2 separate regions of the Mus musculus genome follow, and region 2 is linked to region 1. The links are chromatin contacts, found by POLR2A ChIA-PET in ENCODE. All regions are on one chromosome and are shown on one strand. Each heading gives the region's core, a stretch centred on a gene start or an enhancer-like site at or near the end of the contact. The rest is flanking DNA. Distances are from core to core; before and after follow the strand shown.

Region 1 (3,333 bases), core at 251-2,750:
GGTGGCCAAATCCAGCCTAGCTGTTCTGAATATTAATTCTTTATAGTTACTTTGTCTATAAATACCTAAGTCCCAAGCCCCTCAAATTCAAAAGTCACACTAAAGTGCTTGAATATTAAATGGCCAGTGAAATGGCTCTGCAGCTATCATCACTTGAAGTCAACCCAGACCAGAGTTTTGACTCCTGGGACAAAGGTGGAGGAAGAGAATTGTCTCCAAAACCCTCTAAACCTGCAGGTGTGCAGTTCCATTCCCATACCCATCTTCTCAAGCACATTTGATATTCTACACTGAGAATATTCTACATCAACTATTTTCAGTCCAACTACTTGATAGGGGCAGTTGGCAGTAAGTTGGAAGCTGTCTTTGTTGTCTTTATATTCTTCAGTAAAATCACATGCTTCCACAGCATAGACAGCTCAGCCATCTAGCACTGGCTACCCTTCCCCTGCCCTACTACTTTATCATTCTAAATCTTGACTATCTTATGGCAGTTGCCCCCGTTTGCATCCTGACCTGGTGGTTTCAGATTTTGCAGTGACTAAGGTAATCATAGCCATCATCTCTGTTCCCAAAATTCCAGTTTTTTGTTTTCATTACAACGGAAATACCATATCTGGGCTACTTAAGCAGAATCGACTAGCCTTATTTGCCCATTTTTGTCCTCTTCCTATATTGGTTCCTTTAAAAAAAAAAAAGTCGAGTACTCACAAGGGTCATTATTTCTAAGTTTTGTGTTTTGCTTGTGTCACCACCACCTTATAGGACTTGTCTGCCCATTATAACAAAGTACTGGTAGTTTTATTTTCTTAAGTGCATTTAGAACCTTAGTATTAAGTCTAGGGCTGTATTGGTGACTTAAAACAATATGGCTAGGCATCATGAAGTCTTTAAAGTCCATTGAAATTTAGATTGATATTGAAGTTGGTGCGTAAATTTGGGGAAGGAATTCGTTTTAGATAACAGAACTTGTGCCCAAAAATATAGGATAAACCGATTTCACGTGGCTCATGCTAAAAGGAAAGCAGACATACTTACGGGTATCCTTGTGGATGTGGTTGGATGAGCTTTGAGACCCAATGTTGGGCTTTTAGTACACTTGGCATGAGTAAGAAAAGCCTGCAGAGTACCGCGGCCACGATCGTTGGTACAAAGTCTACAGACATTCTCAGACTGCTGCCGGATGGAGGTTCAAGTAAGATGAATTAAACAATTACTGGGCTAGTTTCATATAAAAGTAGGGAGGTCGATAAAACAACACCTACGCTAGCAACAGCTATTGCCTTGTACAACCCTGCTATAGAGGTTTTTTTCAACATAGCAACAGTGGACGAGTTCCTGTACCAGTGGCAACGGCAAATGCGAGACACCCGGATATCTAAACGATTACTTCCGCCTGTCATAGCCAGGTTACCCGCAGCAAATGGCGAAATGGCGGCCGGGAGTTAGTGCGCAAGCGTAGCGGAGATCCGCGGCGTGTTCTTACGTCATCACTAAGCGTCGAAGCCATGGAAGGTCCCATAGCTGTAGTGGTCCCCTCCCTTCTGAGCACTTGCCCACGTGCTGTCTGCCACTTAAGCGGATTCACGTGCAGCGGCGGCCCCGGCGTAGCTCAGCTGTGTAGAATTTTCTCCAGCAGATTGGTCAGCCTGGGTAGCAACTCGGTGTCTTCACGTGCTTCCGTTGTGCAGCTGCCTGGTGTCGGCCGGAGCAGGGCGCAGGTACTCTTTGCAAGGGACTGGGTCGGATGTTGAGATGTGCGTTTGGGTCTTTCACTGGCCGGTAGGGCTGGCTCGAGTACGGAAGCTTCTGTACCGGCTGGTGCCTGTATCTTCGGACTCTTCGCCTGGACTGCCCTACAGACAGACGTTCCTGGTCCGGGATACTCTGACATGCGGGGCTGGCTTCTCGAGCGCTTTCCGGGAGTGTGGCTCCTTCCCACACTCGGGCTTCTTCTCTCTCTTTGAGAGAATGGGTTGGTGTCAAAACTATTTTCTGAGAAACTCGGCTCCTCGTAGCAGTGGTAGGCTTTGAACTAACGCGGTTTAGTCCCAGATATTCTGCTCTTAAATACTGCAGTATGCCAGTTTATTTGCACTATTTAGCTGTCTCAGTCAGGACATTTGACAGTGCACCTCGTGATGCTTAGTACCCGGTGCTGTGTGTACAAGAATGGATACAGCCGAATGAAAATGACTTGTCGATCAGGTTGTGGTGGCGTATACCGTTAATTCCAGCGCTTGGAAGGTGGAGCCTGGAGTATTTTTTGGAGCTCGAGGCCAGTCTGGTCTGCATAGTGAGACTGTTTGAAAAAACAAAACAAAGCAAACAACAACAACAACAAAACCCAATACGATTCATCTTATTTTCTCTTTCCAATAATGCTTTCCTTATGTATTAAACGTTTCTTGGAACCAGTAATTTTAGATCGTTATCAGATCCCTCACTCTGGCCATTAATTTTACATTAGTTTTGTGTGTAGTTGTATTTCATCTACTTTTAAAAGTACTTTTTAGAATTAAAGCTTGTACTCAGGGGCCTTACCTGTTAATTCTAAGACTCTCCTATTATAACAAAAAATAAGACTCCCCCCCCCCCCCCCCCCCAAGACAGGGTTTCTCTGTATAGCCCTGGCTGTCCTGGAACTCACTCTGTAGACCAGTCTGGCCTCTAACTCAGAAATCCGCCTGCTTCTGCCTCCCAAGTGCTGGGATTAAAGGCGTGGGCCACCACTGCCTGACAAGATAAGACTTTTAACAATTAAGCTGGACTCGTTAACATTAGGTACCCATTCATTTTTTGTAGGTGTTTATGTGGCTGGCAACATAAAGCTTACAAACTGAGTTGCTTTGGACTTGGGTAGATCCCAGTGTAAAGTCTATTTGTTACATCAGTGCCTTGGGATACTAGATTTTTTTTTCTTTTAAGACTTATTTATTTATTATATCTAAACACACTGTAGTTGTCTTCTGACGCACCAGAAGAGGGTGTCAGATCTCATTAAGGATGGCTGTGAGCCACCATGTGGTTGCTGGGATTTGAACTCAGGACCTTAGGAAGAGCAGTCAGTGCTGAGCCATCTCTCCAGCCTGGGATACTAGATTTTTTTTTTACTGCTTTCCCCTTCTAAACAGGCGCCATTTATTGTGATACTGTTTTGTGTTAAGACCTGTTAAAGCCTATGTTTAGGGAAGGAGGTTTTGTTTAAAGCACAACAGGTTCCTGAATTTTAAAATCACACATAGCCTGACACTCTAATACCGGGGGAGTGTGATTGATTGTCTTAATTTTTTTGGGGGGGGGGGCCTATTTGTTATAGGTAATTTGATAACA
Region 2 (3,344 bases), core at 178-2,677, 49 kb before region 1:
TTTTTTCCTTTCAAAATCAAAAGGGCTAGAGGTCATGGTTCACTAGTTGAGAACTTGTCTGGCAGGCTTAGAGCCCCAGTACCAGGACTGCCTCAGTACCATAAAATGTAGAGGTGGCTCTGCAGTTAAGAGAGTTTGCTGCTCTTCCAGAGGATCTAGGTTTGATTCCCAAAATCCATATACTAGTTCCCACCACCTACTGTAATTCCAGGTCCAGAGGATCTTCCTCTGGATGCTACAGGCACCAGGCAAGCACACAGAACACAGGCAGTTACACACATAAAAAAACAAAAACACGAAAACCAAAAAGTAAATATTCCCTGTTGGAGAATGGCTCATTAGTCATTAAGGAAGACCTGATGGCTTTTTTTTTTTTTTTTTTTTTTTTTTTTTTTTTTGTGGCGCCACCTAGGCCCTCACCTGAGTCAAGACGGAGCTGCGTATCTCCTTCCCTGCCACTGGCTGTCAGAGACCCAATGAAGTGGATGGTGAACACAGATTTCATACTTTCTGAGAAGTGCATGGTCACAGAAGTAGCTGCCGGTACTCTGGTGAAGAGTGGAAGGGTTGTGTAGTTGGAATCTGTGGTAGGGACAACAAAAAACTTTCCCATGAAGCAAGGCATCTTGGTCCACATCATAGTGTACCTGCTGTTGAGTAAGAGGAGTTCTTGTTAGAGACTAACCAGAACTGGAGAGAGGAAGTGCAAATCTATTCAGGAATGTGTTACAGATGCCAACCTCAGTGTTCTTAATTGGTTTATTGGGGATAAAAGGAGAAATATATTCTCTGAGTGACAGGTGTTACTGTGCCTCAGCAGTTAGGGCCCAGAAGAGCTAGTAGAATCCAAAAACATTTCATTCCCTCTAAAAGGGATGATGTCCTTACCTGGGTGTGGTGGTGCTTGCCTTTAATTCCAGCACCCAGGAGGCAGAGATAGACGAGATGATCTCTGCGTTCAAAACCCGCCTGGTCCATCCTGGTCTACAGAGTTCTAAGACATCCAGGATCACAGAAAAACCATGCCTTGAAGGAAAAAAAAAATGATGTCTGCCAATATGTCCTCAGAAAGCCCTTAAAAAGAAAAGAAGCCCAGAACCAAAGCACCCAAGACTCATCATCTTGTCAATCCACATACTCTGTAACACAAACACCAACTTGTTGTGTAGGGGGCGGGGCCGATGCTAAGGGCCTGGTCTCCAATTGGTTCATTTTTGTTGTTGTTTGTTTGTTTGCTTGTTTGTTTCGAGACAGGGTTTCTCTGTATAGCTCTGGCTGTCCTGGAACTCACTTTGTAAACCAGGCTGGCCTCAGAAATCCTCCTGCCTCTGCCTCCCAAGTTCCAATTGGTTCTTGATCTGTCAGTAAGGAAATCCATGGGCCAATTGCTGGGCGGAAAAGAGAGGTGGGATTTCCGGTCCCAGAAGACAGACCAGTCATAAGGGAGGAGAACAAAGTTCAACAAGCTTTGGAAAGAAGAGAATCGGGCAACCACGTGAGATCTCAAAGTGGAGTGGCTACACAGACCACTCCTACAGGCTGTTGGTCTGGGGAGTTTAGTAATTGTGCCAAGAAGGCAAGTTGAAAAGGAAGTACTGTGTGTGTGTTTTATCTGCGGATTCAAGGGAAGCTGGTACTGGGCTGGTTGTGCGGTCACTTCCCGGAGCTAAAGGCAGGTAGAGCTTAAAAATGACCTACACTCCTATACTTCATCTACAAATTGGGATCCCTAGTATTCTCTCTGGGATTCAATTAATTTGCCAAAAATGGTTCACTGAAAATCAGGTAAACATTTTGAACTCTGATAGAGGATATAGTGAAGGATTCACGTAAACACCCAGACAAAAAGATTATCAAATTAATTCAAAGGATCACACGCTGCCAGAGGAGAGGGACTCAGAGAATCACAAAGGTCTTAGGGTTCTGTGAAAATACAAATATCAAAGACCCAGTATCAGACCTGGGCAGTGGTGGTGCATGCCTTTGATCCCAGCACTTAGCACTTAGGAGTCAAAGGCAGGTAGATCTCTGTGATTTTGAGGCCAGCTTTGTCTATAAAATGAGTTCTGGGACAACCAAAGTTACACAGAGAAACTCTGTCTCAAAAAGCCAAAGTCAGCCAACCAACAAACCAACCAAACAAGCAAAGGACCCAATAGCACTCTGGCCCTGCGGTGGTGGCCCATGCCTTTAATCCCAGCACTTGAGAGGCAGAGGCAGGCGGATTTCTCAGTTCGAGGCCAGCCTGGTCTACAAATGTGAGTTCCAGGACAGCCAGGGCTATACAGTGAAACCCTGTCTCAAAAACAAACAAAAACAAACCAAACAAACAAACAAAAAAAAGAATCTCTCTGGACCCTCGGCAGTTCAACAGGGAGCAGGAAGAAGAGCTAATATGTGTTTACAACCTCACACTCACATAACCCTTTCCTCCTGAGAGCTGGTTGTTAAACTTGCCCTATGGTTGCCTTGGTATATTTCTAGACTTATAGTCTGGGAAAGATAAAACCCTCAAGTTTTGGAAGTTAATAAAATCCTGTCATGTTAGATGTTGATAGCACAAAATGCCCATGGTCAGAGACTAAAAACCAAACAACAACAACAACAACAAAACAAACAAACAAACTCCCCATCCATCCCCAAAACATGGGCTTGTTTCTGCGTGCTGCAAAGGAAAAGGAAAGTGAAGGTTCTAGATCTGTGCGAGGCTGCATATCAACCTCCTTGAATGCAGGTTTCAAAAACTGGGGAGCCTCAAGAGATGGCTCGTCGTTAGTTAAAAGTACTTTGTACTTTTTACTCTTTGTACTTTTTACTCTTGCAGAGAATGAGATTTCAGTTCCCAGTGCCCAAGTCTGGCATCTTGTAACCAACTCTAACTCTAGCTCTGATGTCCTCTTCTGGTCATCATTGGCACACACAGACACACACACACACAGAGACACAGACACACACACAGAGAGAGAGAGAGACAGAGAGAGAGAGAGAGAGAGAGAGAGAGAGAGAGAGAGAGAATAAATCTTTAAAATATTGAAGTCTAGGCCAGTAAGATTGTTCATCAGACAAAGGTACCAAGCCTGGCAACTTGAGTTTGATTCCTGAAGAGGTAATAGAGAAATTATAAAGAAATCCTACAATCTCCACATGTTCATTAGGGGATGTGTATCAATGTGTATATATATATATATATATATATATATATATATATATATATATATATATATATATGCATATTCTCTCTCTCTCTCTCTCTCTCTCTCTCTCTCACACACACACACACACACACACACAGGAACTATGACAGAGAATTCAGGGCAACCCTGGGTACTGACCTTCAACCCCAG

The links. ChIA-PET counts read pairs that join two places held with the same protein, here RNA polymerase II (POLR2A).
Region 2: POLR2A ChIA-PET joins it to region 1 with 14 read pairs in embryonic stem cell. The contact joins the promoter of 4930547E08Rik here to the promoter of Nat10 in region 1. POLR2A ChIA-PET finds 5 or more read pairs at or near these places in 4 of 5 experiments (Patski and embryonic stem cell).

Annotation. Positions count from the first base shown.
Region 1 is chr2:103,759,437-103,762,769 of GRCm38, reverse strand. Nat10 (N-acetyltransferase 10) reads left to right here and starts at 1,500. Exons shown (of 29, transcript NM_153126.3): 1 at 1,500-1,721.
Region 2 is chr2:103,808,705-103,812,048 of GRCm38, reverse strand. It overlaps 4930547E08Rik (RIKEN cDNA 4930547E08 gene), which reads left to right and starts at 1,427. Exons shown (of 4, transcript NR_040514.1): 1 at 1,427-1,576.